2 separate regions of the Homo sapiens genome follow, and region 2 is linked to region 1. Evidence: read pairs that join two places in POLR2A ChIA-PET (ENCODE). Cell type or tissue: A673. All regions are shown on one strand. Each heading gives the region's core, and the rest is flanking DNA. Links, peaks and the distances in the headings are about the cores only. Region 1 holds the start of LOC107987101 (a long non-coding RNA gene). Region 2 overlaps AOPEP (aminopeptidase O (putative)).

Evidence for each region. ChIA-PET counts read pairs that join two places held together with the same protein. Peaks named below come from ENCODE experiments on the same cell type or tissue, not always from the same donor. Only the 100,000 strongest peaks of a DNase experiment are listed, where the experiment ranks them.
Region 2: POLR2A ChIA-PET joins it to region 1 with 21 read pairs; 3 of 35 experiments call an interaction of 5 or more read pairs at or near these places.

What each region holds. Positions count from the first base shown.
Region 1 is chr9:94,686,762-94,702,326 of GRCh38, forward strand. It overlaps LOC124902219 (a long non-coding RNA gene), which reads left to right. Exons shown (of 2, transcript XR_007061675.1): 2 at 4,465-5,229. It overlaps LOC107987101 (a long non-coding RNA gene), which reads right to left and starts at 13,398. Exons shown (of 4, transcript XR_001746846.1): 1 at 13,180-13,398; 2 at 5,619-5,745; 3 at 4,459-4,546; 4 at 3,630-4,124. In A673, for the core only: no CTCF peak of the experiment used is centred there; a DNase peak (open chromatin) is centred at 7,570.
Region 2 is chr9:94,847,970-94,863,534 of GRCh38, forward strand. All of the region lies in intron 5 of AOPEP (aminopeptidase O (putative)), which reads left to right. Among named protein-coding and RNA genes, the nearest start is that of MIR2278, 46 kb to the left of the region's middle. RefSeq lists an enhancer at 13,219-13,268. In A673, for the core only: no CTCF peak of the experiment used is centred there; no DNase peak of the experiment used is centred there.

The DNA of each region.
Region 1 (15,565 bases), core at 3,413-11,412:
GAATCTGCAAAAGCTAGGAGCAAGGTAGTAATGTATTTGACTTCTAGTCTACAGAGCCAAAGTTCAGCTCTGGCTCTGACATTTACATGATCTTGGGTGAACTCCCTAATCTCTCTGTTGTACAGGGTGAAGATAAAAACAACACACTGTTGGCCGGGCGCGGTGGCTCACGCCTGTAATCCCAGCACTTTGGGAGGCGCAGGCGGGCGGATCACGAGGTCAGGAGATCGAGACCATCCTGGATAACACGGTGAAACCCCGTCTCTACTAAAAATACAAAAAAATAGTCGGGCATGGTGGCGAGTGCCTGTAGTCCCAGCTACTCGGGAGGCTGAGGCAGGAGAATGGCATGAACCCAGGAGGCGGAGCTTGCAGTGAGCCGAGATCCTGCCACTGCACTCCAGTCTCTGGGCGACAGAGCGAGACTCCGTCTCAAAAAAAAAAAAAAAAAAAGTATTTCCCCAATTTTCTATAATTACCACAGCCTTGTATCATCAGGGTTGTCCCTTCTGCTTCCACTGAATTCCATTTCTGTTTCATCTCAGGTTCTCTACTTGCTGTTCACGTTCCATGTGTCAAACCAGATGTGGGATTTGCACCCTATCCTCAACTTCCCTCCCAAAAAAGTTACATGAGGCCTATGCTTGTAGCAGACTTTACTAAGGTCTTTGAGGATACTCAGTGGGTTTATATGGCAGAAACTCCAAAATAATTTAAAACTGAGTCTGGGACTCACCTGCTTTGAAAAATTCTTTAGCCATTCTACCACCGGGCCCCTTGCTGCACTCTTTAAATTCTTTTCTTCTCAAGAACCCAAAATACATACAGGCTTACACTCTCCCTTTTCACCTGCTGCACTCCCTGCCTGACACCCAGCCTCTCCCTTGCTTGCTTAGAAGAGCCACGTGCATTCTGCTCACACAAGTTGGCATCTGCCCAGACACCTCCTTTTCTTCTTTCTCCTCCAGTGTTTGTGAAGGAAAGAGCATGGTAGAGGCATTTTATTTCTCCTAGAATATAAATTATGCCACCATTACCTCTCCCCTTTAGAAGACAGAAGCAGCTATAGTCCATTTCTGTGTGTGTGTGTTTTGTTTATTTGTTTTTTTAGATGAAGTCTCGCTCTGTCGCCCAGGCTGGAATGGAGTGGCACAATCTCAGCCCACTGCAACCTTTGCCTCCAAGGTTCAAGCAATTCTCCTGCCTCAGCCTCCCAAATAACTGGGACTACAGGTGCACGCCACTACACCCGACTAATTTTTTGTATGTTTAGTAGAAATGGTGTCTCGCCATGTTGGCCAGGATGGTCTTGCACTCCTGAGCTCAAATAATCCACCGCCTTGGCCTCTCAAAGTGTTGGGATTACAGGCATGAGCCACTGCGCCCAGCCCATTTGTATTTAACAATAGGTTTTTGAATTGTTCATTCATTCATTCATTCAACAAAGAGGTATTGGCCGGTCACAGTTGTTCATTCCTGTAATCTCAGTACTTTGGGAGGCCAAAGTGGGAGATCGCTTGAGGCCAGGAGTTTGAGACCAGCCTGGCAACATAGCCAGACCCCATCTCTACAAAAATAAAAAAAAAAGTAGCCAGGCATGGTAGCGTGTGCCTGTTGTTCTAGCTACTCGGGAGGCCGAGGCAGGAAGATTGCCTGAACCCAGGAGTTTGAAGTTGCAGTGAGCTGTGGTTGTGCCACTGCACTCCAGTCCAGGTGACAGAATGAGATCTATCTCCAAAAACAAGAACAAACCAAGTATGTGTGTGTTTCTTTCAATGTGCCAGGCCCTATTCTAGATGCTGGGTTGTGACCACAGCCAAAAATCCCTGCCACTATGGAGCTCATATTTGGATGGTGACAAGGAACACAACAGACAATAAACCAATATATAATTAAAGTAAATGTATATCAGACTGTGACAGGTGGGGAAAGATAAAGCAGGATAGGGTGACAGAAAGAAATGGCAAGACGGTGGGGGACAGGTGGCTTGCAATTTTAAATTAGGTAGTCAGGGAAGAAGACCCCATTGAGGAGGGGCCATTTTAGCAAAGACCTGCAATGTGTCTGGGAGTGAGTCATGTGACTGGGGAAGAGGGGCAAGGATGGAAAATGTCACAGGCTGAGGAAGCAGCCTGTGCCAGGGTCCTGAGGCAGGTTGCTGTCACATCAGTAGCTTTTCCTTTCTGTAATGGACAGGATAAGATTTCACCTTTTGCTCAGCTCAATGTCAGGCATTTCTTCAGGGTCCCAGAATTTCCTCAACTTTGTCCCCACCTTCCTTGTGTATTTCCTGTTGATTCTGCCTCCTAAATGTACCTTGAGCCTAGCCCTTCCCCTCCATTTGACCGGCCATGGCACTGGGTTGTGCATGCAATTTCTCCCCTGGTCTACAGGTGTAGCTTCCTAACTGGAGAGTCTGCCCCACTTCGACTCCCACCTGGGTGACTTAGAATTCAAACCTGATCTCACCACTCTGCTGCATTAAGTATTTCAATTCCTTCCAGCCCCCATAACCTTCAGAAAACAATTCAAGCTCGCTAGCATGGCAATAGCAAAGATTGTCAGCCCCCCACCCATGCCCCTCAGCACCTGCTGTTCCAGATGATGCCCGCAGGGCCCTGCTGCAAGCACCTGCTGCTCTTCACTTGAGGGATTGCTCTTGGTTTTGGGCAGTGAGCCTTAAGTGCGAGGAAGTTAATGCTCCCAGGCAGCAGCCCTCAGCCAGTGAGAGATGGGAATGGAAGGACCAATTGTCCACCTTGCCCACCCCTGAGGGAGGGGGCAGTGCAGAGAGAATCACTTTGAGGTGTTTTCTACACTGTCTGCCAGATTTTTCCTGGTGGCATTGACTCCCAGTGCCCACAGGGCCACGATGCCCATTATTCTGACCTTCTTACCTTCCCCCTCCCGCCTTCCCACCAGCCCCCACTGGAGCTTCCTAGAATCATCCCTCAAATAAACAACTTGTACTCAAATCTTTGTGTTTTGACTATTGTTGTGGGTTGAATTATGTCCTCTAAAAAGTTGAAGTTCTAACCCCTGGTACCTGTAAACATGACCTGATTTGGAAATAGGGTTTTCATGGATCTAATCAGATATATTTCATGGATATAACTAAGATGAGGGGTGGGCCCTGATCCACTATGATTAGTATTCTTATAAGAGTAGAGCGAGCACACATAAGGAAGAGAACGCCATGTGAACAGGGAGAGGGGAGGTCAGGTGGCAGAAGAATAGAGACTGGAGTGCCATGTCTCCAACCAAGGGATGCCAAAGATTCGCAGTAACATGGGAAGCTAAGAGAAGGGCATGGCACAGGTTCCCCCTGAGCCTTCAGAGGGGGTGTGGCCCTGCCAACACCTTTGTTTCAGGCTTCTGTCCTCCAGAACTGGGAAGGAATACATTTCTGTTGTTTTAAGCCTCCTAGTTTATGGTACTGTGTTACAGGGGTCCTAGAAAACTAACAGTTATCTATTGCTATGCATAACAATATTCTCAAAAATTAGTGCCAGAACCACCGTTTTCTTTTTTTTTTTTTTTTTGGTCTTTTTTTTTTCCTTTTTGTGGAGAACGAGGTCTCGCTATATTGCCCAGGCAGATCTCGAACTCCTGGGCTCAAGCTATCCTCCTGCCTCTGCCTCCCTGAGAGCTGGAATTACAGGCATGAGCCACCACGCCTGGCCACCACCGTTTTCTTTATCTCACATTCTGTGGGTCAGAAACTTGGACAGGGCTCAGCTGCGCAACTCTTCTGTTCCATGTGGTGTTGACTGAGATGTCCAACTGACAGCTGGGCAAGTCGAGGGAATCCACAACAGCTCCGTTCATTGTCTGGCACTTTGGCAGAGTCGCAGAGACAACTAGAAGGCTGGACCTGACGGGGACCACGTCCCAGAGAGCCTGCATGTAATCTCTCTAACTTGGCCAATTTAGAGTCATCAGAGTTCTTCCATGGTGGCTCAAAGCTACCAGAGTGAGGGTGTTCCAAGAGACCCAGGTAGAAGCAGCAAGGTTTCTTGTAAGTTAGTCTCAGAAGTCCCAGAATGTTACTTCTACAAATTCTGTTGGCTGAGCAGGTCACTGAGTCCAGCCCAGATTCAGAGGGTCATGAATAAGACAGCCCCCTGAAATGGGAAAAAGAGCAAAGAACTGCAGCCGTCCTTCATGTACATCACCTGTGCCAGGGTCTGCTGCTAGGGGAACCCAACCTAAGACACTTGCCTGCAAGATTCTTCAGGCTCTGGCTCCTGCCCTGTTTCTAGGGTCATCTCATGCCCTCACATTTGACTTTGGTGCCTGACATGCCAGATTCTCTTTTGTTTTTCTAACACTCCAGGTTCTATCTTGCTCCCATGCCTTTATTTAATTTACTTATTATATGCAAAGTAACAAAAAATACACAATAGATGTTCATGCTCTCCTCTGCCTAGAATGTCCTTCCACCCTATCCTTGTTTACCTGCAGCTGGGCTCATCCTTGGAGACCTCGACTGGGCTTCGCCTTCTTCATTCCAGTGAGGTCACGCACCTCCACCCTGCTCCTGCCTCTGCAGCATGGAACACATCAATTTCCTTGTCAGTAAGTTCTTCTAGAGAAGGAATTCTTCTTTCCCCTACTTCGGTATCCTCATGTCTGATGATGGATGAATGAATTATGTGTGGCCCTAAGAACTCCAAGGCAAAAATATAAACAGTTCAGCAAATTGCTAAATTTTTACATTAATGTTCTCCTGCCATTTTTGAGGGATTTTCTTAATGTCAACTAGCTCAATGTAGGAGCTGGTCACCAAGCTGTCACGGGGCTGAGGAGTGTCAGGTGGGGAGATAATCTAATACAACTACTTTTTTTTTTTTTTTTGATGGAGTCTTGCTCTGTCGCCCAGGCTGGAGTGCAGTGGCGCGATCTCGGCTCCCTACAAGCTCCGCCTCCTGGGTTCACGCCATTCTCCTGCTTCAGCCTCCCAAGTAGCTAGGACTACAGGCGCCCGCCACCACGCCTGGCTCATTTTTTGTATTTTTAGTAGAGATGGGGTTTCACCATGTTAGCCAGGATGGTCTCGATCTCCTGACCTCATGATCCGCCTGCCTCAGCCTCCTAAAGTGTAATACAACTATTTAACTTAAATGATGGGACCTTATATGTGACTCATTGTCTCCATGCCCTCATTTATCTCTCTTTGCTCCCTAATAGGCTTGGCTGATATCTTAATAAAGTTAATGTCTTCCTTGACCCTTGTCTTGTTCTTGCAGTATAAAAGAAGTCCCAGTTGCTCCAAACAGGGAAACTTTTGTTCGTAAGCCCTGTCAGAGTTCTGCCAGTTATAAACCGGGATAAAGCAAGCGTAATGGCAGTGCAGACATCTGGAAAATTTCCCTGTAAAGAACCAGATAGTAAATATTTTAGGCTTTGTGGGCCAAGAAGTAAAATTGAGGTATTTTCTATAGACACAAATGTAACCATTTGAATATTTAAAAAACATCCTAGAGCCAGCAGGCAGTGGACCAGATTTGGACGATGGGCTGTGATGTCCCACCCTGTGATGTAGTAGATTGAGAGCAAAACTGAGGTGAAGAGAGCTGGGCTCAAGTCCTTACTCGGTTCATTATTGTGTTACCAACCTAGAGCAGAAGGCTCTGGGGGAGATTCCACCGACAATGGAGGCTCCACTCCCCAGGGCATAGGGCGGAGGTAGAGTTGGTGGCTAACCTTCTGTTCTGAGGGCAAAGGGAGTTCGGATCCTTGGTCCTGGAGGAAGAGCAGAGGAAAGAAACATGGCCCTGGACCTCCAGGGAACACATAGTGAGCTCAGCCCCACCCCCAGAACCACACCTATGGACGCTGGATGCTGAACCAATGGATAAAGTGAAGGGAATTGTGTGTGGGCCTCAAGCCAAAGCAGGACAGGTGGCTCATCCAGAGGACCTGGGCCAACATTCCATTCTGCATCAGTGCCCAAACAAAGATGCCTCTCACCAGGGCTCCAGCTTCTCTGTGAGTTAAACGTTAACTGGGGTTTGAGCTCCTGTATCCAGGAATGCAGTAAACACAAAGTTCTCAGCCAGGGTCTGATACCCTCCTGAGGGCATCTGAAATGTGTGAAGGTGTTTCTGGCAGACCCGTTGGTCCTCGGGGAAAAGCATTTGCCAGCAATGGCACATGCTCTGCAGTTCATGGAATAGACCCGTGCAATGAAGACCTGTCCTGACCAAATGCCAGCAGCTCCCCCTTGAGAAGGGCTGCTAGGGAGCCATGCTGGTGTTCCTGGGCTGCTGGAATGCAGAGGGGAGGGACAGCCTCAGTATCTTGAATTCCAGTGAGCCTCACTTTCCTCATTTAATCTCAAGGATGCTTGTAAGAATCAAGAGATAATTACATTTGAGTCTTTTGTCGACTGGCAAATGTTATAAACATATCAATCATTGTAATGTGTCCTCCAGTGGCTCCTAAATGTGATGTCTTTTTAAAAAAAAATAATGAGGCCAGGCGTGGTGGCTCACGCTCATAATCCTAGCAATTTGGGAGGCCAAGGAGGGTGGATCACTTGAGGTCAGGAGTTTGAGACCAGCCTGGCCAAGATGGTGAAACTCCATCTCTACTAAAAATACAAAAATTAGTGGAGCATGGTGGTGCGCACCTGTAGTCCCAGCTACTCAGGAGGCTGAGGTACGAGAATTGCTTGAACACGGGAGGTGGAGGTTGCAGTGAGTCTAGATCGAGCCACTGCACTCCAGCGTGGGTGACAGAGTGAAACTCCATCTCAGATAAATAAATAAATAAATAAATAAGTAAGTAAATAAATAAAAGAGATACAACTTACATGAAGTGCACAAATCATAAGGTATAGCTCAATGACATATATCATACCTCAACACATACCCAGATCAGGATATGCGATGTTGCATCATCCCAGAAAGTTCCTTCAGGCCCCTCTCCAGTCAATACTTCCCTCCCAGAGGCAACCACGCTTCCGAACTCTCCAGAGACAAGTTTTGCCTGTCCTTGAACTTTATGTAAGGGGAATCATCCAGCATCTCCTCTTTCATATCTGGCCTCCTTTGTGAACATGGTCTTGAGGTTCATCCGTGTTGTTGCTTGGACCAGCAGTGCATCCCTTTTTATTGCTACATCATGACATGTATCTTTTTTAGGTGGAAGGGAATTTTTAAAATCTCAAAATTACAGCAGAAGCTACAAATAATCATTCCACCCCTTGCATGATTTCAGGTCCTGGTCTCTTTACCAGCCTCACTCCCACGCTGGGGGAATTATAATGTCAATTGGCTTTTAGCTGTATTGTGTTAGGACCAGCCCGTCATTCCTAACAAGGACAAGGATTTCGAGGGGAAAGGCTTCTGTTAGCTTAGTATTTATTAGTCTGATTATCTGTTCTTCAAGTCAAAAATCTGCTTGCCTCTTACTTAACTGTTTTATTTACCTAGAAAGTAGAAAGAAAGTCTACTCTAAAGTGCAGATAAGCTTCTCAACTTGGAAGCATGGTGCTTTAAGAGAAAAAGCACACACTCTGCAAACAAGATGTGGGGAGTGGAATGGAAAACTCCACTGAGTGCTTTCCTGGCCTCATGCCAATCTGTGAATACTTAATTATATATGTGTGAGTGTGTGTGTGTGTGTGTGTGTGTGTGTGTGTGTGTATTTAAAGCCAACTGTTCTCACATTTAGGCCAATTTTTCTTTGCTAATATGGTCTTTTCTTGTCTTCAATCCAAAACAGATTGAGAATCAAGAAAGATATATTCTATCCACAGTTTCATTTCACCAATCATCTGTTCATTTTCAACTAACGACAACCATTTATATGTCTTTAAATATTAATGTGGGTGCCAAAGAACACAAAGCAAAGGCACTGTTCATTCAGAGCCGAAATTGACTGAGAATTCCTGCAGAGGTGAAGTTTCTTCTAATTGATGGATTTGGTCTGGCAATGCCCATGGCCAGAGGTGCACAACAAGGAAATGAATGAGTGCAGAGGGAATAGTGCCAGTCAAGAATCTACAGGTTCAGGTGTATGCTTAGGCAAGTGCCTAACACAATTTCTTTGTCAATGGTGCCGTATTAAGTTGACTCTGGATCCCCTCAGAAATTGGGAAGAAACTCAGGGGAGAAATGACCGTATGTGCTTTCCCTTGATTAGTTATCGTCACTACATCACCTCACCTTAATCTGCATCACCATATGCAGCCACTGTATTTCATAATGCTTAGGGTTGATCAGCCATTATCCCATAGCTCCCTGTCCATGGCTCAGTTTGGTGCTTAGATTAACCTAGGAGGTGGTAAGGAAAGTACTCTTGCCACCTTGAGGGGTGAAAAGGCTAAATGACTTCTGCAGGGGTAACATTCAGTAAGTGGAGGAGGGCCTGCCTTGTTCTCTCCTTTGTCTCCAGGTTAAACTGAATGATACTCTAATGTACCAGAATATGCCCTTTGTAATATTTTATTTTTTTAAAATTTATTTTACTTTATTTTATTTTATTTTTTAGATGGAGTCTCAGTCTGCCACCAGGCTGGAGTGCAGTGGCACGATTTCAGCTCACTGCAACCCCCGCCTCCCGGGTTCAAGCGATTCTTCTGCCTCAGCCTCCTGAGTAGCTGGGGCTACAGGTGCCTGCCACCATTCCCAGTTAATTTTTGTATTTTTAGTAGAGACAGGGTTTCACCATGTTGGCCAGGATGGTCTCGATCTCTTGATCTCATGATCTGCCCGCTTTGGCCTCCCAAAGTGCTGGAATTATAGGTGTGAGCCACTGCGCCCAGTCATTTATTTTTATTTTTATTTAATTTTAATTTTTTTTTTGAGACAGAGTATTGCTCTGTCACCTAGGCTAGAGTGCAGTGGTGCAATCTCTGCTCACTGCAACCTCTGCCTCCTAGGTTCACACCATTCTCCTGCCTCAGCCTCCCAAGTAGCTGGGACTACAGGTGCCCGCCACCACACCCGGCTAATTTTTGTATTTTTAGTAGAGATGGGGTTTCATCATGTTAGCCAGAATGGTCTCCATCTCCTGACCTCGTGATCCACCCCCTCGGCCTTGCAAAGTGCTAGGATTACAGGTGTGAGCCACCGCGCCTGGCCTATTTTTGTTTTTTAAACGGAGTCTCTCTCTGTTGCCCAGGCAAGAGTGCAGTGGTGAGATCTCAGCTCACTGCAACCTCCGCCTCCAGGTTCAAGTGATTCTCCTGCCTCAGCCTCCCAAGTAGCTGGGATTATAGGCATTCACCATCACATCCCATCACATAATTTTTGTATTTTTGGTAGAGATGGGGTTTCGCCATGTTGGCCAGACTGGTCTTGAACTCGTGACCTCAAGTGATCTGCTTGCCTCGGCTTCCCAACGTGCTGGGATTACAGACGTGAGCCACTGTGCCCAGCCCCTTTGCAATATTTTATAAAGGTTAACCAATAGGCATAGAGTCCTTATTTTACTATAATGGAATATAAAGCCTTGTCCATTAAATAAGAATAAAGTTGCTTGATTTGTCCCAGTGAATTGACTACAAATGACCAGATGCTATGGCCTGTTGTCTGTCTTCCTTCTCCCTCTGCTCACCAGAACATAAGCTGCACAAGGGCAGGGACTTGGCTTAGTTCACTGTTATATCCAGAGCTCCTAGGCCAGGGCCTGACACATAGTGGGTGGTCTATAAATACTAAGTATGTGAGGGGACAAAGAAATGATGGAATGAGGGAAGAAAGGACAGAGCAAGGCTTAGATTGGTGGAGTGGCTTGCTGAAGGTCACACAACCATAGCAACCTTGATGTTCGAGAGAGCCTGAGCATAAACACCACTCCTCTGTTAGATCTTTTCATCTGTGCTTTCATTTCCATGGGTAGTATTCGTTGCCTTTTTGGAGGTGAGAGCTGGGGGAGGAGAGACGTTGCCATTTTTCTAGAGGAATGTCTTTAACAAGTTGTAAGAGTTGTCTTATCTGAGGAAGAGGGCGATAAAGTTGCTTTGAATGTGAATGCTGGTGGCTGGCCAGGCCCCCTAACTAGCAAGTGATTTGATAACTTCCAGCATGGACTTCAATTCATAGATCACAACACGTCAGAGACCTTATCAGGGCTATGGTTGGTCTAACTCCACAGGTGTGAAAGATCGGGGTAGTTATTCCTCCTGAGGATCTTACATGGAATCCTTTTTTTTTTTCAAAACTGTATCACCTAAGTTTCTGGTGTATCACAAGACATGCCCATAGCAAAGGTAAACTTGATGGTTGATGCTCTTTTTTTCATGCTTAGCACACACTAGAGAAATATATCTGCTCATGAATATGTAAATAATTTTTATTTAAAGTCTAACTGGCTTGAAAGAAAATTCTTGAATCACCTCTTGGTGTTCTAGGAATTCAATATTTCTCAGTGCAAATATCAAACTCCTACTCAGATGCACCAAATGGAGACTTGGCTGGTTTTAAAGCATCTATTTACTCAGAAGAATAGAGCCCACGCACAGGGAAAATGTCCCTTCTTCTACTGATGTCCCAAATGCCTCTTTGCTTAAAGATTGCTTAAGAGGGATGCCAATGTAGTTAATGCAGCTCTATAGTGAGGAGTGAACCCAGTCCAGCTCCATATTACATTTTTGTGTTTCATAATATTATAAGGCTCTTAGCAAGGAGGGGAAAGAACCAATTCAGAGAAAAAGAGCTTATGCCCTCTGGAATGAATAAGATGCCAAGATGGCAGATAGTACCAGATAGTTCATCTTAATGCTTTTTTTTTTTGTTTTTTTTTTGAGATGGAGTCTCACCCTGTTGCCCAGGCTGGAGTGCAATGGCATGATCTTGGCTCACTGCAACCTCCCCCTCCGGGGTTGAAATGATTCTCCTGCCTCAGCCTCCTGAGTAGCTGGGATTACAGGCACCCGCCATCATGACCAGCTAATTTTTGTATTTTTAGTAGAGACAGGGTTTCACCATGTTGGCCAGGCTGGTGTCGAACTACTGACCTCGTGATCCGCCCACCTTGGGCTCCCAAAGTGCTGGGATTACAGGCATGAGCCACCCTGCCCGGACTAATGCCTTTTTAACAATGTCTGTGTGTACCTTTCTTTTTTCTTGTAACCTGTGTTCTCAAGACAGAGAGCAAAACAGCAGCTTAACGTTTTCTACTAACAGAAAAATCATAGTAACCAAGTGTACCTGAAAGCTTATTAATTTTCCTGGCCAGCCACCTTTACCTTGATTCCTTTTATTGCATTAAAAATCGAGACTAATTAAGGCAACTGTTGCTGCAGCAGGCCAAATTAGGTTTTTCTTAGAGCTCTCCCTTCATCTCACAGAATGATGTCATTAAGTGTGCAGCCTGTGAAATGCTAAGGACAGCCTGTTTCCACCGTGACATGGGTCACTCAGGAATGCGAGGGAAGTACACCACTGAATGTCATAAAGCTTTAAAGAGTTACAATAACACCTACACTGCAGGCCAAGCAGAATATGGGCATTCACTTCTCTTTGTAAACAGACTCTGTGAAGCCAGAGGGAAGGTAGGCGGGAAGTGATGCGGGAAATGATGGCATGAAGGCTCTGCATAGCTGCTCTGCAGGCTACTTGGTCTATGGGCCTCTTGATTGGCCAGTCACCCAGAGGCTTTACATAGAACTGGGAATTGGGACCACCAAATTGCACAGCTTCTTGGCAGGCCTGTTTGGCCACAGGCAGCTCTTGAATCACAGGGCTATATTATATGGCCACTTGATACCTGCTTATGATTAAGCAAGCTCCAGTGTGCTTTCACAATAGAGATATATTAGTCAAATAAGTTTACTTCATTTTTTTCCATGAGCCCTGGGATTTGAAGAGTTAGATTACAGTCCACTCACCAAGATTCTTTCATACAGATGGTTTTCTTATAGTGGAGTAGCCCATTGCCTTCTCAAGTGAAAACTATTTAGTCGATCCCCTCTGGTTTGTTGTTTGCATGTGTCTAGGTAGTCTCTGAGTCCTGATCCTTAACCAGACATAAGCATTTGTGTTGACATTGATCAAAAAACACTACTATTGCCAACTACTCAGCATGTGTTTCTAATACCTACTATGTATAAGGCATAGTTCTAGATGCTATGAGCTAGACATTGATCAGAAGCCTGTAAGACCTGTTCTCAAGAAGACAGGTTAAATATACATTAAAGTAATTCAGAATACATGACAGTCTTCGAAAAGGGCAAAGAAAAGACAGGAGTTTAAATTATAATTGGAAGAAGAATGTGAAGGGAAACAGAGGTCAAGAGAGATAAGTATTGTTTGGAAAGATCAGGAATGATGTGAAATTCAGATAGTGGAAAATGTAAAATTTAAGGAGGGATAAGCAGAGAAAAGGGACAAGCCAGAGGGAACAGCTAAAGACTAGTTTGATGAGAAGAAGAAGGTTACCCATGTTTCACTTGTACACTGTCTTAGGTGGTAAGCTAAGGAATTTAAACTTGTCTTTAAAAAAAAAACAAAATCACTTTATTGAGGTATGATTGACATATAAAAAGCTGTGTCTACTTAATGTATACATCTCGATAAGTTTGGGCATAAGTATACCCCTATGAAGCAATCACCACCATCAAGGAGATATTTATGTCCATTAACTTTTTTTTATAGACAGTGGGGAGCCATAGAATGTTCTTAACAAGGGACTTATATCATTTAGGGATTTTTTTTTTTTTTTTTTTTTTGGTGAGGCAGAGTCTTGCTCTGTCACCCAGGCTGGAGTGCAGTGGCGCGATCTCGGCTCACTGCAAGCTCCGCCTCCCAGGTTCACGCCATTCTCCTGCCTCAGACTCCCAAGTAGTTGGGACTACAGGCGTCCGCCACCACATTTGGCTAATTTTTTTTTTTTGTATTTTTTGTGGAGACGGGGTTTCACCATGTTAGCCAGGAAGGTCTCGATCTCCTGACCTCGTGATCCGCCCACCTCAGCCTCCCAATGTGCTGAGATTACAGGCGTGAGCCACCGCACCCGGCCCATTTAAGGCTATTTTATCATAAGCAGCAGAGAAGCCAATTTGACCTGGCTTAAACAACAAAGGAAGTTTCTTGGCTTACACAATAGAAATCTCTACAGACAGATATTGGCCTCAGGTAAGGTTTGATCTAGCAATCCAAACAAGAACTCCCGGACACTAGTTCCTCTCTGCCTCAGCTTCATCCTTAGATACCACATTGTCCCTACCTGCCATCCCCATCCTCTTCTAGGCAGCTCCTGGCTCTCCATGTGTGGCAGAAAATGGCTGCAGTAACTCCAGGCCTCAGATCTCCCTATACCTTCTGGAGGAAGAGCAAGCCTCTTTCCTGGTAGCATCTCTGGAAGAGGAGGAAGCTTGTCTTTCCCAGAGGCTTCAAATGGCTCCTGTGTCTTCATGGATCTGAATGGGTTACTGATTTATCTGGGAATCAGTGGAGGATGTAAGTAAGTACATGGGAAAAGCTGATTGGTTTAAGCCAACCACAGTCCACCCGTAGAGCAGGAGAGGTGGGTGAATCCCTCCCAAGCCACAGGGCTAGAATGAGAAAGGATAGATTTCCTGAAGGAATCTGTAAGTAGTGTTAGGAAGGGAGAATGGCCCTTGGGTGGCCAAAGAGTGACACATGTTTACTAGAGGTAATAATAAGACAAAGGTAGGTAGGTTTATGTGACAGTCAAGACCAGCTTATCAAGCCATATAATTGTAAAGGTATGAACTAACCTCTACTGACACTGACTACGTAGTCAGTATCAACCTAAAAAAAAAAAAGACACCAGAAAATTGTCTCTAAATATGTTGGGTTTACTCAAGAATAGAAGTAAGGATTATAGACTGGAATGCATGGAATGGCAAGCCACTAGTGCATTCAGTGAGGAAGGGGGAAGGGAACTTTTATTAGCAAAAATAAATTGACATAAACTGCTTAGAAACAAGTTCATTGGTTCCAGAGGTTCAAAGCCAGAATTGTTGTCAGTTCATTGGTGGAGATGTCGCTACTGGGCAAGTGTTCTTCCAAGAACATTTTATTTGAATCACTGCAGTCCTAAAGAATGTCTAGTGATAGGCTGGGTGCGGTGGTTCATGCCTGTAATCCCAGCACTTTGGGAGGCCGAGGTCGGGAGTTCGAGACCAGTCTGACCAACATGGAGAAACCCCATCTCTACTAAAAATACAAAATTAGTCGGGCTTGGTGGCATATGCCTGTAATTCCAGCGACTTGGGAAGGCTGAAGCAGGAGAATATACTGAAACTGGGAGGTGGAGGTTGCGGTGAGCCGAGATCGCGCCATTGTACTCCAGCCTGGCTAACAAGAGGGAAACTGCATCTAAAAAAAAAAAAAAAATGTCTAGTGATAAACCTTATTAAAGCAGGAGATGTGTGAAGGGCTTATAGAAAGTCCTTGGAAATCGTTTATCGCAGAATGTAAGCTTGAGCCTCCTCTCCTTACTGGCTCTATTTTGTCTGGGTTTGACAGAAATGATTTCCTCCAGGTATCTGGAATTTTCACATCAGCCACCTCCCCATCCTCCACCTGGCCCTGTATGCCCGCCTTGCCCCTTTTACTTCAGAAAGTTTTAGAAAGGCATCATCTTGTTTCACATAGACCCAAGGATGATTTCTCAAACTGAAAGAATTCTCAAATTTTTATTTGGAAATAAAGGAATTCTGGCCAAATGCAGTGGCTCATGCCTGTAATCCCAGCACTTTGGAAGGCCGAGGTGGGAGGATTGCTTGAGCCCAGGAGTTAGAGACCAGCCTGGGCAACGTGACAAAACACTGTCTCTACAAAAAAGAAAAGCAGATTAGCCATGCATGGTTGTGTGCACCTATAGTCCTAATTACTCGGGAGCTGAGGTGGGAGGATTGCTTGAGCTCAAGAGGTTGATGCTGCAGTGAGCTGTGATTGCACTCTCTCACAAAAAAAAAAAAAAAAAAAAAAAAAAAGGCCAGGCGCGGTGGCTCACACGTGTAATCCCAGCACTTTGGGAGGCTGAGGCAGGCGGATCACGAGGTCAGGAGATCGAGACCATCCTGGCTAACACGGTGAAACCCCGTCTCTATTAAAAAATACAAAAAATTAGCCAGGCATGGTGGCGGCGCCTGTAGTCCCAGCTACTCGGGAGGCTGAGGCGGGAGAATGGCTTGAACCCGGGAGGCGGAGCTTGCAGTGAGCCGAGATCGCACCACTGCACTCCAGCCTGGGTGGTGGCGGGCGCCTGTACTCCCAGCTACTAGGGAGGCTGAGGCAGGAGAATGGCGTGAACCTGGGAGGTGGAGGTTTCAGTGAGCTGAGATCGCGCCACTACACTCCAGCCTGGGTGACAGAGTGAGACTCTGTCTCAAAAAAAAAAAAAAAAAATCTTCGCAATAACCATACAAAGCAGGTATTACTATCTAATAGGTTTAGAGATAGGGAAACTACAGCTTGACCAAGTGAAATAATTTCCCAGAGTTTATATAACTATTAAGTGGCTAAGATTCAAACCTAGGTTATCTGACTTCATACTTTATCCCGTACCAAAACAAATTTCATTTCATTTTGTATTAAGGTTGTCAGATAAAATACAGGGTGCCCAGTTCAATTTGAATTTC
Region 2 (15,565 bases), core at 4,750-12,749, 160 kb after region 1:
ACATATCACTTAGGCTTTAATGTTCAGGTCCACACTATTTCACAAAATTTCTACAATCTAAAGTGGGGATTACTTGGCTACCAGCATCAGGGGAAATGTGACACTGCAGTTACTTATTAGATTCTCATTTTAAGGCCCTCTGTGGAAGAGAGGATCTCACCAGCATATACTTGGTTAATAAGTAAAACATGGATCTTGGGCCAGTGCAGTGGCTCACACCTGTAATCCATCCCAGCACTTTGGGAGGCCAAGGCGGGCGGGTCACAAGGTCAGGAGGTCGAGACCATCCTGGCTAACACGGTGAAACCCCATCTGTACTAAAAATACAAAAAATTAGCAGGGCATGGTGGCAGGTGCCTAGAGTCCCAGCTACTCAGGAGGCTGAGGCAGGAGAATGGCATGAACCCGGGAGGCGGATCTTGTAGTGAGCTGAGATTACACCACTGCACTCCAGCCTGGGCGACGGAGCGAGACTCCGTCTCAAAAAAAAAAAAAAAAAAAAAATTAGCCAGGCATGGTGGTGCATGCTGTAGTCCCAGCTACTTGGGAGGCTGAAGCAGGAGAATCGCTTGAACCCGGGAGGCAGAAGTTGCAGTGAGCCAAGATCACGCCACTGCACCCCAGCCTGGGTGACAGAGGGAGATTCCCACTCAAACAAACAAACAAACAAACAAACCAAAAACAAAAAAACAAAAAAAAAACATGGAGCTTGACTCGGAGATGGTTGTAACTGCTGCACTTCCTCTCCTGTGAATGCCCTACCAAGCTAATAGCCCAGGTAAAAGGGGAAAGCATTATTATAGTGAAGTCTAAACATTTTATTTTGTTTTATTTTTTGAGATGGAGTTTCGCCCTTGTCACCCAGGCTGGAGTGCAATGGCACTGCAGCCTCCACTTCCTGGGTTCAAGCGATTCTCCTGCCTCAGCCTCCCACGTAGCTGGGATTACAGGCATGCATCACCACACCCAGCTAATTTTCTTGGTATTTTTAGTAGAGACGGGTTTTACCATGTTGGCCACGCTGGTCACAAACTCCTGACCTCAGGCGATCCACTCGCCTCGGCCTCCCAAAATGCTGGGATTAGAGGCGTGAGCCACCACACCCGGCCAAGTCTAAATATTTTAAGAGGCATCCTGAGTTCAGAAATGCTAAAATGGGGCAGGGGGTAGGAATAGTAAGGAGAGAAAGTGTGTCTTAGAACTAGGAATTGAGTAGCTTAAATTTTTGTTTAACATGAAATTCTGGAAAAGTTTGTCCTTTAAAAACAAACTTATATTTTCATTGAAGTTTAGTTTTAAGTGTTTTACTGATAATCCTGACTCCAAAGATTGGTTTTAGGGTTAAATGAGATAATGTATGTAAGGCATTTAAAGCAGTTCCCAGCACATAGTGAAGGCTCAATAAATATTCATAGTAAATTGTAATTACTGTTATCTTAATATACTTTCCAGGGAGCAGTAGATTTTTTGAAGTATTCCCAATTGTTAAATGTTACCTTTTACTTGGTAACATTTCTTTTTTTTCTTTCTTTCTTTCTTTTTTTTTTTTTGCAGTAATATCTTCAAATACTTTAGAACAGTGGTCCCCAACCTTTTTGGCATCAGGGACCTGTTTTGTGGAAGACAGTTTTTCCACGGGGGTGGGGAGGAGGGCATGGTTTAGGGATGAAACTGTCCCACTTCGAATCATCAGGCATTAGAGTCACATAAGGAGCTTGCAACCTAGATCCCTCTCATGCACAGTTCACAATTGGGTTTGTGCTCCTGTGAGAATTTAATGCCAGGCGGAGCGCAGTGGCTCACGCTTGTAATCCCAGCACTTTGGGAGGCTGAGGTGGGTGGATCACCTGAGGTCAGGAGTCCGAGACAAGCCTGGCCAACATGGCAAAACCCCGTGTGTACTAAAAATACAAAAATTAGCCAGGCGTGGTGGCGTGAGCCTGTAATCCCAGCTACTTGGGAGGCTGAGGCAGGAGAGTCGCTTGAACCCGGGAGATGGAGGTTACAGTGAGCCAAGATCATGCCACGGCACTCCAGCCTGCGCGACAGAGTGAGATTCCATCTCAAAAAAAAAAAAAAAAAGACTATCTAATGCTGCTGCTGATCTGACAGGAGGCAGAGCTCAGGCGAGAATGCTCACTTGCCTGAGGTTCACCTGCTGTGCAGCCTGGTTCTTAACAGTCCCCAGCCTGCGGGGTGAGCACCTCTGCTTTAGAAGTATTTCTAATTGTAAAAAAGTTACTTTTTAGTTGGTAGCATATTTTTTATTAGCAAGAAGAAGACATAGATTTTAAATTATTAATATGCAAAAAAATGAACTTATTGAATGTCTAATTGAGTGTGGCACTGGCTCAGTGCTAATCAGAGAAAACCTGTCTTACCCACAGATGTGGTCCTGCCTGTTGGCTGTTATAACCCATGGCGGACACTACAGAAATGACCACTAACATTGAGCCACATCATAATGTGCACATATGCCAGAGTTGCTTCTAAGCAATGTACCTTTAATCCTCATTTCATCTTCCCAGCAACCCCGAGTTAGGAACTCGTATCATTTCCTTTTCAGAGACAAAAAAACTGAAGCCCATATACTCAGTTGGCAATGGTAGAGTGGAATTTGAGCTCACCGCCCGACTCCAGAGTGGTGCCCTTAATTACGATGCTGTACAGCCTCTTTCTGATATGAGGCAAACGCTATTGGTTGCCTACCCAACAACCAGTCCCACTGTCTTACTTGCTGGAAAATCCTTGACTTTGTGTGGTTGTTTACCCCTCCCTATGTGTCTGTGTGAAAGCAAATCTGGTCCACATTTCTGTGAGTTCATCCTGGTTCATCTAAGCTGATCATGGTGTTGCATTTCTCCTTGCCAAAGATTGGGTTAGGCAGGGACATTTGACAAGATTCTGGCTGCGGGAATATGAGGAGTAACTCTCTGCAGGCTTCTCAGAAAACTTTCTTCACAGGGAGACATAGACATACAAGGAAGGACACCTCTCTTCCTCCCCTGACCTGATCACATCTAGCAATGTGGCAGCAATCTGGTACCAGCCTGGGGATGACACCAATGCCAAGTAAGGCACAGCCAAGAAAATGACGGAGAAGCGGAGCTCTGACAGTCTATACTTGGAGGTGCCCATCCCTGTGCCTTTCATTCTGTGAGAGGAAAAGACCCATCGTCGCTTAGGCCAGTTTGAATTGGCTTTTCTGTTACTGGTAGCCAAAGGGGTGCTCATTTGGAGCGTCCTTGCAGGCGTGCCTTGGCATGCAAAGGGTGACCGGTATGCTGAGATCTAGCTGCCCTCAGCTGGAGTCCCACGCCCGTTACCTCCACCAGTAAGAGCCTCCTTTAATCAGGGAATATGCAGATATTTTCTCTTTGTATCATGGCATTTAAAAGAGTGGGAAGCATTGTCTTAACTGATCAAAAACATGTAATAGAAATGTTATGTGTCAGTATGCATAGGTAATTAAAATATTTTAAAGAATGAATGTATGTTTCTAAGAAAACGTCTTTTGCCCCTCATCCTTTGGGCTGGATGATTCCCTCCAGACCTCGTTCAAGTATAATTTCCCCTGACGAGCCTTCCCTAACTTAACCAGCCATTACTTGCTCTCTCCTCAGAAGATGTTTAATCTTTCTGTTGGCACTTACTTCACTGTGATCTGATGACTGGTCTTTCAAGTCTGTCTTTGCCAGTGGACTGTAAGCTCTTGAGCGAAAGTAGTTCCTTGTTGAGAATGGCTGTCAGCTCAGAACAAGCTCATCTGTAGTAGCTAAATTAACCTAGATGTGGTAGTCATACTAGATACTGCAACTCCTAGAATACTGCTTCTCAATCCTAGCTGCTTTTTAACCCCTCTCATGATTCCCATCCCTGGAGGTGGTGGTTTATTTGGTATGGGGTACAGCCCAGACATTGGTGCTTTATAGGCCTCCGTGATTCCAGTGTGCAGTCAAGTTGGGAAGAGAGTTGCAGGAAGAGAGTGACATAGCCAGAGGGAAAGACAGCAAAGACCGTTTGACAACTGTGATGACAGTAGATGTCACTGGATCCAGAGAATCCAACAAGAAGCTTGTCACAGTAGCCCTGACGAGAGATGAACCTAGAACAAGGGTGGACCCCGTAGACATGATAATTTGAGCGGCTGCTATGGGAGATGCCTTATGTCAGTGTCATCTTAGGCAGTTATCCTCATCCTGCCTACACCAGAGAAGCCTTTTAAAAATACAAGTACTTGGATCCCACCCCAGAGATTCTGATTAAATTGATCTGGGGTAGCTTCTAGGCAGCAGTACTTTGAAATTTTTTTAAAGCTCCCCAGATGATTTTAATGAGTTGCCAAGGTTGAGAATTACTGCCTTAGAAGAACAGCAGTAGGATTCAACCCTAGTTCAATGTTAGTATCACAGGCTTCCTGACTTGAGATGTTGAGGAGAGGTTTGCATAGACCAGGGTGGGAAGAGCAGTGGCTGGGAGTTGGACATAGGGTAAGGAACAAGGAGAGAAGACAGATACTTCTTCATGGAGTTCAGTTTGAATTGACAGTGGGATCGGATATCATGACAACTTTTGGCTGTGTGTTTACACAAGCCTAACTAATGTAAGCTGGAAGACTGAGAGCAGAGTTTCTCAATGTGGCTCAAAGACCACTGGGGGATCCCCCCACCACCATACCCCAAAGTCAGTTAGGTGATCTGCAGGTGCTTTCGCAGTTTCAGAGGAAAAATCAATGCAGTCATTTTATTCTTACGTATTTTATTAATTAAAAATCGTGTGAATCATTATTGTTGTAGGAATCCTGTTATTAATCATCTTTAAGATTATATATATGCCAAAAAGAGTGTTAATCACTTTGTCTTGGCTAGTATTTGGTCAGCTGAGTGCAGTTCACCTCAGCTGATATATTTTTCCATTATCTGCCATTCTTATTCACAAATTTTCATTGATTATAGGTATTCTACGCCAATTCCAAAAAATAGCTCAATGGCTCAGTGTTGAAGGGCAAAAGCAGAGATAGAATGAATCGAGTAAATATTAGAATTCATAAAAATATTAGAACTATAGTGACTAGGACCACAGTACAGATATAGAAATGTATATGTTGTGGATGAGACAAATGATTCCTTTGAGTAGAATGATTTAACACAAACAGCCAAAAAAGGAAAAAATAATTATTACTATATGAAATTAGATTTTATTGAACAAGGCTGGGCGCAGTGGCTAATGCCCCTAATCCCAGCAGTTTGGGAGGCCGACGTGGGCAGATCACTTGAGGTCAGGAGTTTGAGAGCAGCCTGGTAAACATGGTGAAACCCTATCTCCACTAAAAATACAAAAATTAGCCGGGTGTGGTGGTGTGTGCCTGTAGTCCCAACTACTTGGGAGGCTGAGGCAGAAGAATTACTTGAACCTGGGAAGTGGAGGTTGCAGTGAGTTGAGATTGCGCCACTGCACTCCAGCGTGGGCAACAGAGTGAGACTCCATCTCAAAAAAAAAAAATTATCGAACAAGCAGTCCATTCAGTCTCACCTCACTCACTGTGTACTGTCCTTTTATCAGATGGTGACATGAAGTCATGAAGCTTTTCTATTATTTTTAAACACAAAGATAAACCTATTGTTTCCAGAACATATCCAAAATAGTGGTTTTTCAAAGTGAGATTTGAAAATGTTGAATTTGAGATTCTACAGTGATATCAGAAATTAGGTAAAAATGTCAGAGGCAATATTCAGAGCTCTACTCCACACAGAGAAAACAAGGTACAAGTCGCACTACTATTGGAAAGCTTAGTAAGATTAGCTTTGACGTTAACGATGAGTTTAATGTGCAGAGAAAGCAGAATAGGGTATTCTTCATCAGACAGATATTGTATAATATCCATGGTACACGCATGGAGAAGCAGTTACTCTCATAGGTACATGCTAGCAGAGCTTTTACTTCACACTTGGGCAGAACCAGTGATGGGCAGATTATCAATCACCTCTTAGCACATGCGCAGCACTTATGTGAAAGGGAATTGCCTGATGAGTTTTTGTTCAATGAAAACCCACATCGTAAGAGAAGACTGCTTTGTTTGATTTGGTTAATGATTATATTGTGAGTCATGAAGGAGAATGAAAAAGGTAAGTTGGGTCAGTGGCAACCAGTAAGAAAGGACAAAAAGGACATTGTTACATGACTCAGAAGTTGCATTAGAATATGGTGGACGGCAGTATTTTATTTTCAGAGAGCAGGTGGTGGTCTGTACTGTGCCTGCTGACACTGTAGTTGAAAGGAATTGTGAAAATGTGACAATTTCTTATAAAAATGAAGAAAATGGGCAGCAAGTCATGTACTGGAGGCAAAGGTGCCTCATGAAAGATTTTGGAATGTGGTATGAATTAAAAACATGACACTGAACAGTGTCTCTAAAGGCCATTTCTATTATTTAGGTGGCTTTCTCAAATGATGTGCTATTTTAAGGCTGAACATTAAGATTTTTAATGCTAAGCACAAGAAATCCTGTTATAGGTATGTGAGGGCAGAGACCATCTTCTGGTTTCCAGCTGTATCCCTAGTGCCAAGCAGTGTCACCAGTAGCTACTAAATATTTGCTGAATGAATGGATTTTTATTCCTTAGTCAAAGAACTAATGACATACTATAGGTTATGTTTTAAAACGACATCCAAATGCTAAAACATGCTTGCTAACTGCAACCAAAAGCAGGTTACACATCTATTTGTTGATTTCTCTTCCCCGATGGAACATTTAACCCAGCCTTCTAGCTCTTGAATTTAATATGCCCATCAATTTATGTTTACCATAATAAACATGAAATCACCTCATAATTTGTAGGACTATGTTGGATCGGAACATCCAAATGTATCTGACAGAGGCACCAAACGAGCTCTACATATGAGTTAGGATGTTCTAACTTAGAAGAAACAAAAAGTAAGAAAATGAACTACCTGGAGGACAACTCAAACTGTTTGTCATTATACATGTAACAAGCATGTATAAAATGTCAGATTCTATACATACTCTAAACAGTACTGTAAACAGTATCATCCTGCTCATAGATATGAACCTATTCTTTAAAATAATTTTAGAATTAGCATATTTTATTTTATTTATTTTTGTTTTGAGACAGAATCTCATTCTGTCACCCAGGCTGTCGTGCAATGGTATAATCTCGGCTCACCACAACCTCTGCCTCCCAGATTCAAGCGATTCTCCTACCTCAGCCTCCTGAGTAGCTGGGACTACAGGCGTGTGCCACCACGCCTGGCTAATTTTTGTATTTTTAGTAGAAACGGGGTTTCGCCACATTGGCCAGGCTGGTCTTGAACTCCTGACCTCAGGTTATCTGCCCACCTTGGCTTCCCAAATTGCTGGGATTACAAGTGTGAGCCATCAGGCCTGGCCGTGTTTTAGTTTATTATTTAGAAATTGTGGGCCAGGTGCGGTGGCTCACGCCTGTAATCCCAGCAGTTTGGGAGGCTGAGGCGGGCGGATCACCTGAGGTCGGGAGTTCGAGACCAGCCTGACCAACGTGGAGAAACCCTGTCTCTACTGAAAATACAAGTTAGCCAGACGTGATGGCGCATGCCTGTAGTCCCAGCTACTCGGGAGTCTGAGGCAGGAGAATCGCTTGAACCTGGGAGGTGGAGGTTGTGTGTGGTGAGCCAAGATTGCGCCACTGCACTCCAGCCTGGGCAACAAGAACGAAACTCTGTCTCAAAAAATAAAAAAAAGAAAAAGAAATTGTGGGGCATCTTGTTTTTAATTTGCCTAGAACTGGTGGTTCGCATGTGGGTCAAATGCTCATTAAGCTTGATAAATGATGACCTAGAAATAGAGAAAATATATAAATTATCCTTATGTAACCTACATTATACAAAGTCACAGGTGTCCTCTTCTTAGATTCTGGGGTGAGACTGAAAGAATATATATAACAAAGGACAGGCATGCTCCTATTATCAGATGTCACCATTGAGGAAACATTAGAATAAGAACCCCAGCAATGGGACTTATACGTAGGTTTCTTGCCTGGGGTTGCTCACACCCTATGTTCTATCTACTGAGGCCACAAAGCAGCTTTTCCAGGCATCAGCTCTAGGGTGGAGGCACAGCAGCAGAGAGCTTAATGGCCCTGACCACGAATGGCTGGGAATGTGCCATGTCTGTGCATTTGACTCAGGCCACGTGTTCATAGACCAGCATGCACACGTCCACACCTGCTGAGTGTCTGTACTCAGGTATAGTGTTAGCACAGGTTTTTTTCTTCAGTGTGGCGGGTAAGGACTCAGGTATAAAAGCTAGGTAGTCTCAGTAAAAATAATTGGGCCAAATAGCTATTTACTACCCATGAGATCAAGGAGACGCCAGGGTAAAAGAGGCAGCAGAAGGCCGGGTGCGGTGGCTCACGCCTGTAATCCCAGCACTTTAGGAGGCTGAGGCGGGCGGATCACCAGAGGTTGGTAGTTTGAGACCAGCCTGACCAACATAGAGAAAACCTGTATCTACTAAAAATACAAAATTAGCCAGGCATGGTGGTGCATGCCTGTAATCCCAGCTACTTTGAAGGCTGAGGCAGGAGAATCACTTGAACCCGGGAGGCAGAGGTTGTGGTAAGCCGAGATCGTGCCATTGCACTTCAGCCTGGGCAGCAAGAGTGAAACTCCGTCTTAAAAAAAAAAAAAAAAAAAAAAGCAGGTAGATGATGAGGGGTGGCATTTGTGTAAATGTCGTATTACAAAGAATTGGTAAAAAGCAATTTGGTTGAAGCGACTCATAGGATAGATTCATAGTGCTTAAACATTAATTGGCCTATAAGAAATAAAAGGTAGCTTGTCATTCATTATTTAAGCTGGTAGACACACCTCTAGCATCTGAAATAAACATGGAGAGGCAAAGAGTTCGCTCATGGCCCAACAGACAGTACTAGAAGAGGGTCTAAAAGGCCCAAATTTGGATCACAGCTTGGCCACTTACCAGGTGCTTGTCCTTGGGGACGTGACCTAACCTGTTTTTGCCTCAGTTTTTCGTCTATAAAATGGGGCTGTTGAACTTAAAAGTTCTTTCCTGCTCTGGACATATTATTGTAAGTGAAGTACTTTAAAGTTTTTCTAACTGCTTTCCAAAGCTGCTCTGGGCTCTCTGAAAAAATATCTTTGCTCAGGACATTTTCTTACATGGAAATATCCTCACCCTTCTGTCTCTGTGAAGATTCAGCAACCTGAAGTCAGCTCACCTAGTTTCCTCAACCATCTTTTCTCTATCCCTCTCATCATAGAGTTCGTGTTATGTTCTCTTATAGCAGTTCTTATGATCGTCATTTCTTCAACCATGTTTTAACTGCTGCGAATTCACCTCATGTATGTTCATCTTAAACTGCAGAGCCATATTGACAACAGCTTTGGAAATTTCCGATTTGCTTTGGTAGGATTAATCTCCAACGACTTAATATTCCTTTCCCATCTGGAAACTGGATGGAATAATAGCAAGATGGCTGCTCTGGTAGGAGCGCATTTTCCTTGTCTTCTGGGAGGAGAGATTGAGAGTATGTTAAAATGTTTTTCTTCTCAGTGTATCTCACCTTGTAAATATTATTTGACTTCTTAGGATGTTAAAACAAGCCATTAAAATTTATATTTCTACCTATCTATCTTATAAAATTACAGATTGTCTTCAAGCAGAGTGAGTTAACGGTATTTCAAGCCAAACCCCAGTATATGATGCAGAACAAGGACCCAAAGTGAGGCTGAAAGGTGAACTTGCAAGTACAGGCTTATCATTTCATGGAATGTGATTATTTAGCTATTTTAAAGCAGTTGCTTATCTACTACAGGTTACTTATTGTATGGCAAAAATGAAAACACAGATCTCTGTGGATCCAAAAACATTTTGGAAGCTATGTTAAGACATCATTTACGTTGGTTTTCACGTAAGTGCTGGGCTTTGAAGCATTTTTTATTTTTTTAAGACACAGGATCTCACTGCGTACACTGGCGTACCCTGGTGTGATTATAGCTCACTGCAACCTCCAACTCCTGGGACTAAGCAAGTCTCCCAGCTCAGCCTGTAGCTGAGCTACCACGTCTGGCCTGAAGCATTTCTAGTTCTAGTTTGAAAAAAAAAAAAAACAAAAACACATTTAGAACCCTGGTTAATTGTTACATCGTTTTGTCTTCCGATTTTCCGATTCCTCAATGCTGATTCTTGGCCTAGGGTATGTATAGTGGAAATGGTGCTAAGAATGGAGGTGCTGTGTTTATCTGTGTCTGAAATATCTGGCGCTGTACAGATGGGGGAAGTAGGGAGTAAAACCTTTCCAGATGTAAACCTCTGTGTTTTAGCAAAATAACGTTATGGATTCTATATTAGTTTCCTGTGTCTGCTGTAACAAATTAACACGAACTTGGTGACTTAAAACAATGGAAATGGATTCTGTCACAGTTCTGGAGACCAGAAGGCTGAAATCAGTACGACCAGTAGGCTAAAATCAAGGTGGCAGCAGGGCCACACTCCCTCCTGAGATTCCAGGGGAGAATCTTATTCCTTACCTCTTCCAGCTTCTGGTGGCCACTGATGTTCCTTGGCTTGTGGCCACATCACTCCAGTCTTCAAAGCCAACATCGCCAACATCTTTGCTATGGACTGAATGTTTATGTCCCTCCCAGAGTTGATGTGTTTAAATCCTAACTCACTGATGTGATGGGATTAGGAGGTGGGGCCTTTGGGAGGTGATTAGGTCATGAGGGTGGAGGGTGGAGCCCTCATTAATGCTATAAGTGCTTTATAAAACACACTGAGGCTGGGCTCGGTGGCTTACACCAGTAATCTCAGCACTGTGGGAGGCCAAGGCGGGCAGATCACCTGAGATCAGGAGTTGGAGACCCGCCTGGCCAACATGGTGAAACCCTGTCTGCTGGGTGTGGTAGCGGGTGCCTGTAGTCCCAGCTACTCAGGAGGCTGAGGCAGGAGAATGGTGTGAACCCGGGAGGCGGAGCTTGCAGTGAGCCAAGATTGCAGCACTGTACTCCAGCCTGGGCGACAGAGCGAGACTCCATTTCAAAAAAAAAGAAGACCTGGAAGTGGAGGTTGCAGTGAGCTGACTGTGCCACTGCACTTCAGCCTGGGCGACAGAGTGAGACTCTGTCTCAAAGCAAAAAGACACAAGAGCTTGTTTTCCCTCTCTGTTCTTTACCATGTGAGGATGCAATGAGAAGGCAGTCATCTGCAAACCAGAAAGAGGGTCTTCAATAAGAACCTGACCGTGCTAGCATACTGATCTCACATTTCCAGCCTCCAGAAGTGTGAGAAATAAATTTCTGTTTATAAGCACCCAGTCTGTGGTACTTTGTTCTAGCAGCCTGAACTAAGGTCATCTTCAAATCTCTGTCGGCACTGTCTTCACATCCCCATGTCCTCTGTCTGCCAAATCTCCCTTTGCCTGCCTCTTACAAGGACATGTGTGATTGCATTTAGGGCCCATGCAGATAATCTAGGATAATCTGACTAACTCAAGATCCTTATTAACTTCATTACATCTGCAAAGACCCATGCTTGCTTTTCTTTTTTTCCCATAGAAGGTAACATTCACAGTTCCAGGAATTAGGATATGAATATCTTTTGGGGAGCTGTTTTTCAGCCTTTCACAGACTCTATTTGTTCCATATGAATCAAGTAAGCATCAAGGCTTACTGCCTCTTATATCTTCTCTCAGCCTATTCCATCCTGGTGTGATCTGAGTTAAGGGCATGGGCTTTGGGGTCAGCTAACCTGTGTTGGAATCTCTTCTGTGCTACTTACTTATTCTAGGTCTTGGGCATATTGCTTAAGTTCTTTATGCTTTTGTTTGCTCATCTGTAAATGACAGGCACTATTATACTCAAGTTTTCTGTAAACTAATTGATAAATAAATTCAGCAGACACTTATTTAGGGCGTCCTATGTACTGAACACTAAATTCTTCGGCTACAGTGATGAACAAATAGAGACAGTCCCTGTCTTCAAGGGGCTTATAGTCTGGTTGGGGAGATAGATAGTTATTAAACAAATATTCTCAAAAATGGAGTACGACAAACTGGTCAGTCCTGTGTGGGAGGAATGCAGGGTTAGAGGAAACACTCCTGGCAGGGCCTTGGGGCAGGTGCCTCTGAGGCAGTGATGTAGAAGCTGAAACCTGAAGGGCAGTGGAACGTGAGCCAGGCCAGGAGTAGGAAGAAGGGCATATTATACAGGAGGACAGGCTGTGATTGGAAGCAACTTGGAACTTTGGAGGACCCGAAAGAAGTGTTCATGGAATTTAGTGACCTATGGGAAGATTGGCGTGAAATGAGATTGGCAGCATCATAAGGGCGTCAGACCAAGCAGGGCCTCATATAAATCTGAGCTTCATTCTGAGCGTATTGGGAAGCCCAGCAGGTTTAAGCAGTGGCAAGGGTGGGGACGGGGTGGGCAGGTCGTGACCTGGCTTATGTTTTGACAAGATTGCTCAGGTTTCTGGTTCTAGAATGAAGCGACAGGAGTAGTGGCAGTGGAATGGTGAGATGAGATGATGTGTGGCCGCAATCCAGGCAGGAGATGAAGGTGGCTTAGACCTGGGTGGAGAGGGTGCTGGTGGGGAAAATTGGAGAGTTCCAAGATATGCTCTGGAGAATGCAGGACTTGAGAGTTTTATATGGGGAGATGATGAGGAAGAGGGAGATGTCAAGGGTGACTCCCGAGTTTCTGGCAGAAGCCGCTGGATGGATGGGTGCTCCATTGACTAATGTGGGGAGGACAGGAAGAGGAGCAGATTAGGAGAAAAGATTCTGAGTTCTCTGTACATGTCAGGTTTAAGAAGCCACTTAGCACAGTGCCTGACACAGAGCACACCATAAATAGTAGATTTTAGTAGCTTCTAATTCTGTCCATTTCAAAGTCATAATTGACCGTTGAGTCAGGAGACTTGGGTTCTAGCTCTGGCTAGTCCATGTTAGATAAATAAACCTCTTAGGGCATCAGTGTCCTCATCTACAAATTGGGGGCAGTCAGATTCGGTGCTTTTTGCGGTTTCTTTCAGCTTCAGTGTGCTGACAATGCTATGAGATTCTTTGGTCTTGACCACCTGGAATCCACTGTGGCCAGCTGGATCTGCTTCAGAGGGGCTGATGAACCAGAACTCTGCATATGGATGGCAGTTTCTGGTGGAAGCTGACGTACGGGGAGCTCTGGCCAAGGCAAATTGTGGCTCTCGAGGAGGCTTCATGACGAAGGGGAAGGATGTGGTTTGAGGGCAGCAGCAGCAGCTGCTGTCACCAAACAAGCATGAAATCCACTGAGCTTCAGATGACATTGCAACTGAGGATGGCTGTTTATTAATTGGCAAATTAATATGATGTGGGGGCATATGGAGAAATGGTGATGGGCAGAAAAGAAGATGAAGAGAGAAACATATACTGGTTCTTTCCTGTGTATTCATCTGTTACTGACACAGAGTCATCATTAGTGCCACAATGAGTATCAGGGATGGGTCATCTCCAGTTGAACTCCCTTAATTTACAGATTAAGCAACCAAGGTCAACAACGACTTCCATGACAACAGAGCCAAGCTGGCACTCAGGTCTCTTCACACCTGGCCTGTGCTTTCCTGCTCCACCAGGCTGCCAGGGGTGGTTCCCATGAGCTGTTTTAGGCCCATTTTTGGAAAAAGAGTCATTTGGTTTCATTTGTCTTAGACTAGATCCCAGAGATGTTATTTACTGTTCCCAACCCCCGATATAAAACCACTGAATGTGCAGGCCCTCTCATCAGCCAGTGCTTGACGAGTAGTACACCTGGTGCAGCCTGGATTCCACAGCCATCCTCCCTGTAACTGCATGGGTCGGGTCCTCCGTGCTTCTGTAGGACCTGCTCTTCTGAAGCACGTTCTGCGAGTGAAGGCTGCACTACGTCTTTCATGAGGCTAGACGGTGCTCTTCTTGTCCTCAGAGTTGTTTGTTGTTTGGTTGGATTTTAAAAACTCAACAACGGCTTTGTTTATGAAAAGCAGCTTACTAGGAAAGTTGCTTCATCCTGTGATCGTGGCTAGTTTGTGAGTGATTAAATTCCCTGGCCTCCTCTTTGGAAGCAATGACCAGTCATTCTGTTGGTTTATTACTATTTCACAACATAGGAAGCAGAGCACACCACCTCTACCTAACAGTTTAACTTGAAACACCTCATCAGAGTATGTGAGTGAGACTTCACATGTGCCTGTTGCATAGTAAAAAGGACGTTTCTTTCAAAGTCACTGGGCTGGCTGAGCAGGACCCCCACAGAAAAACAGTGTTCTTGGGCCTCAGGCATACCTCAGGGCGATGCTCAGGGATGTCTGAGCAATGTCAAGCCTGTTAGATGCATGGCAGGGAGGATCTGGAGCACAGATTGATCTCTCAGATGTGGGGTGAATGGGGAGGTAAATCATCCTTTAAAGGGACTCTTTTTCAAGGCTGAGAAACCATGTCCTGAGAAAAGGGAGGGCTCTGTTTCCAGAGGCCACACGTCTGGTTGACCTCCTTCCAGTCTCCTTGAACATGCTCTGTTCATTACTGAAACAGCGGTTTGCCTGCGACTGGTCCCCACCCTTGAGGATGCTCAGCCAGTTTCCACTGCATCTCCAGGTTCTGCCCCTCCTGCAAGGCCCACCTTAAGGGCCAGCGCCTCCCTGGAACCTTCTCCCAGAGTCTCCGTCCTCCCTGTTTTTGGTTTCTGGATTCCATCCCCACTTGCAATCACACTGCACAGTTTTGCACTTTGTTGCCTCATGTTGTTTCCTCTGGGTGGATGTGTTGGGAGAGAGGATAGGTGGTGCGTGTTTGTCCTTTCTCAGTGGCAAACTCACTAACTTCCTAAGGACAAGAACTCCGTCTTGGACTTCTTTATATTCTCTCATAGTGTTAGGCTTAATTCTCGGGACAAAGTATATGCGCACAAATACTTGATCATTCACTAGAAAAGAGTTTCAGTGTGTTCGTCGAGTAATAGGTTTAAAAAGACACACATAAAGTCTACATGGACTTGTTTTCCAAATTATTTTCAAAAGCATAATGGCAAGATTTAATTTGGTTGTGCGTGACAGAACACTTGAAATAATGACTTAGGTAAGACAGAAGTTTCCTTCTTTCCCCATATGAAACAAGGGCACAGGTAGAGAGGCCAGGGTGGAGTGGGAACCGGGGCTGCTTCTCGCTTCTCTCCTGCTGCTCTACCATCCTAGCCTATGATTTCTTTCTCTCCTCTCCCCTCTCTTCCCCTCCCCTCCCCTCTCCTCTCTCTGTTTCCCTCTTCTTTCTCTTTTTCTCTTTTTTTTTTTTTTTTTTGAGACGGAGTCTCGCTCTGTCACCCAGGCTGGAGTGCAGTGGCGTGGTCTCGGCTCACTGCCAGCTCTGCCTCCTGGGTTCATGCCATTCTCCTGCCTCAGCCTCCCGAATAGCTGGGACTACAGGCGCCCACCACCACGCCTGGCTAATTTTTTATATTTTTAGTAGAGATGGGGTTTTGCCATGTTGGCTAGGCTGGTCTCAAACTCCTAACCTCAGGTGATCCGCCTGCATGG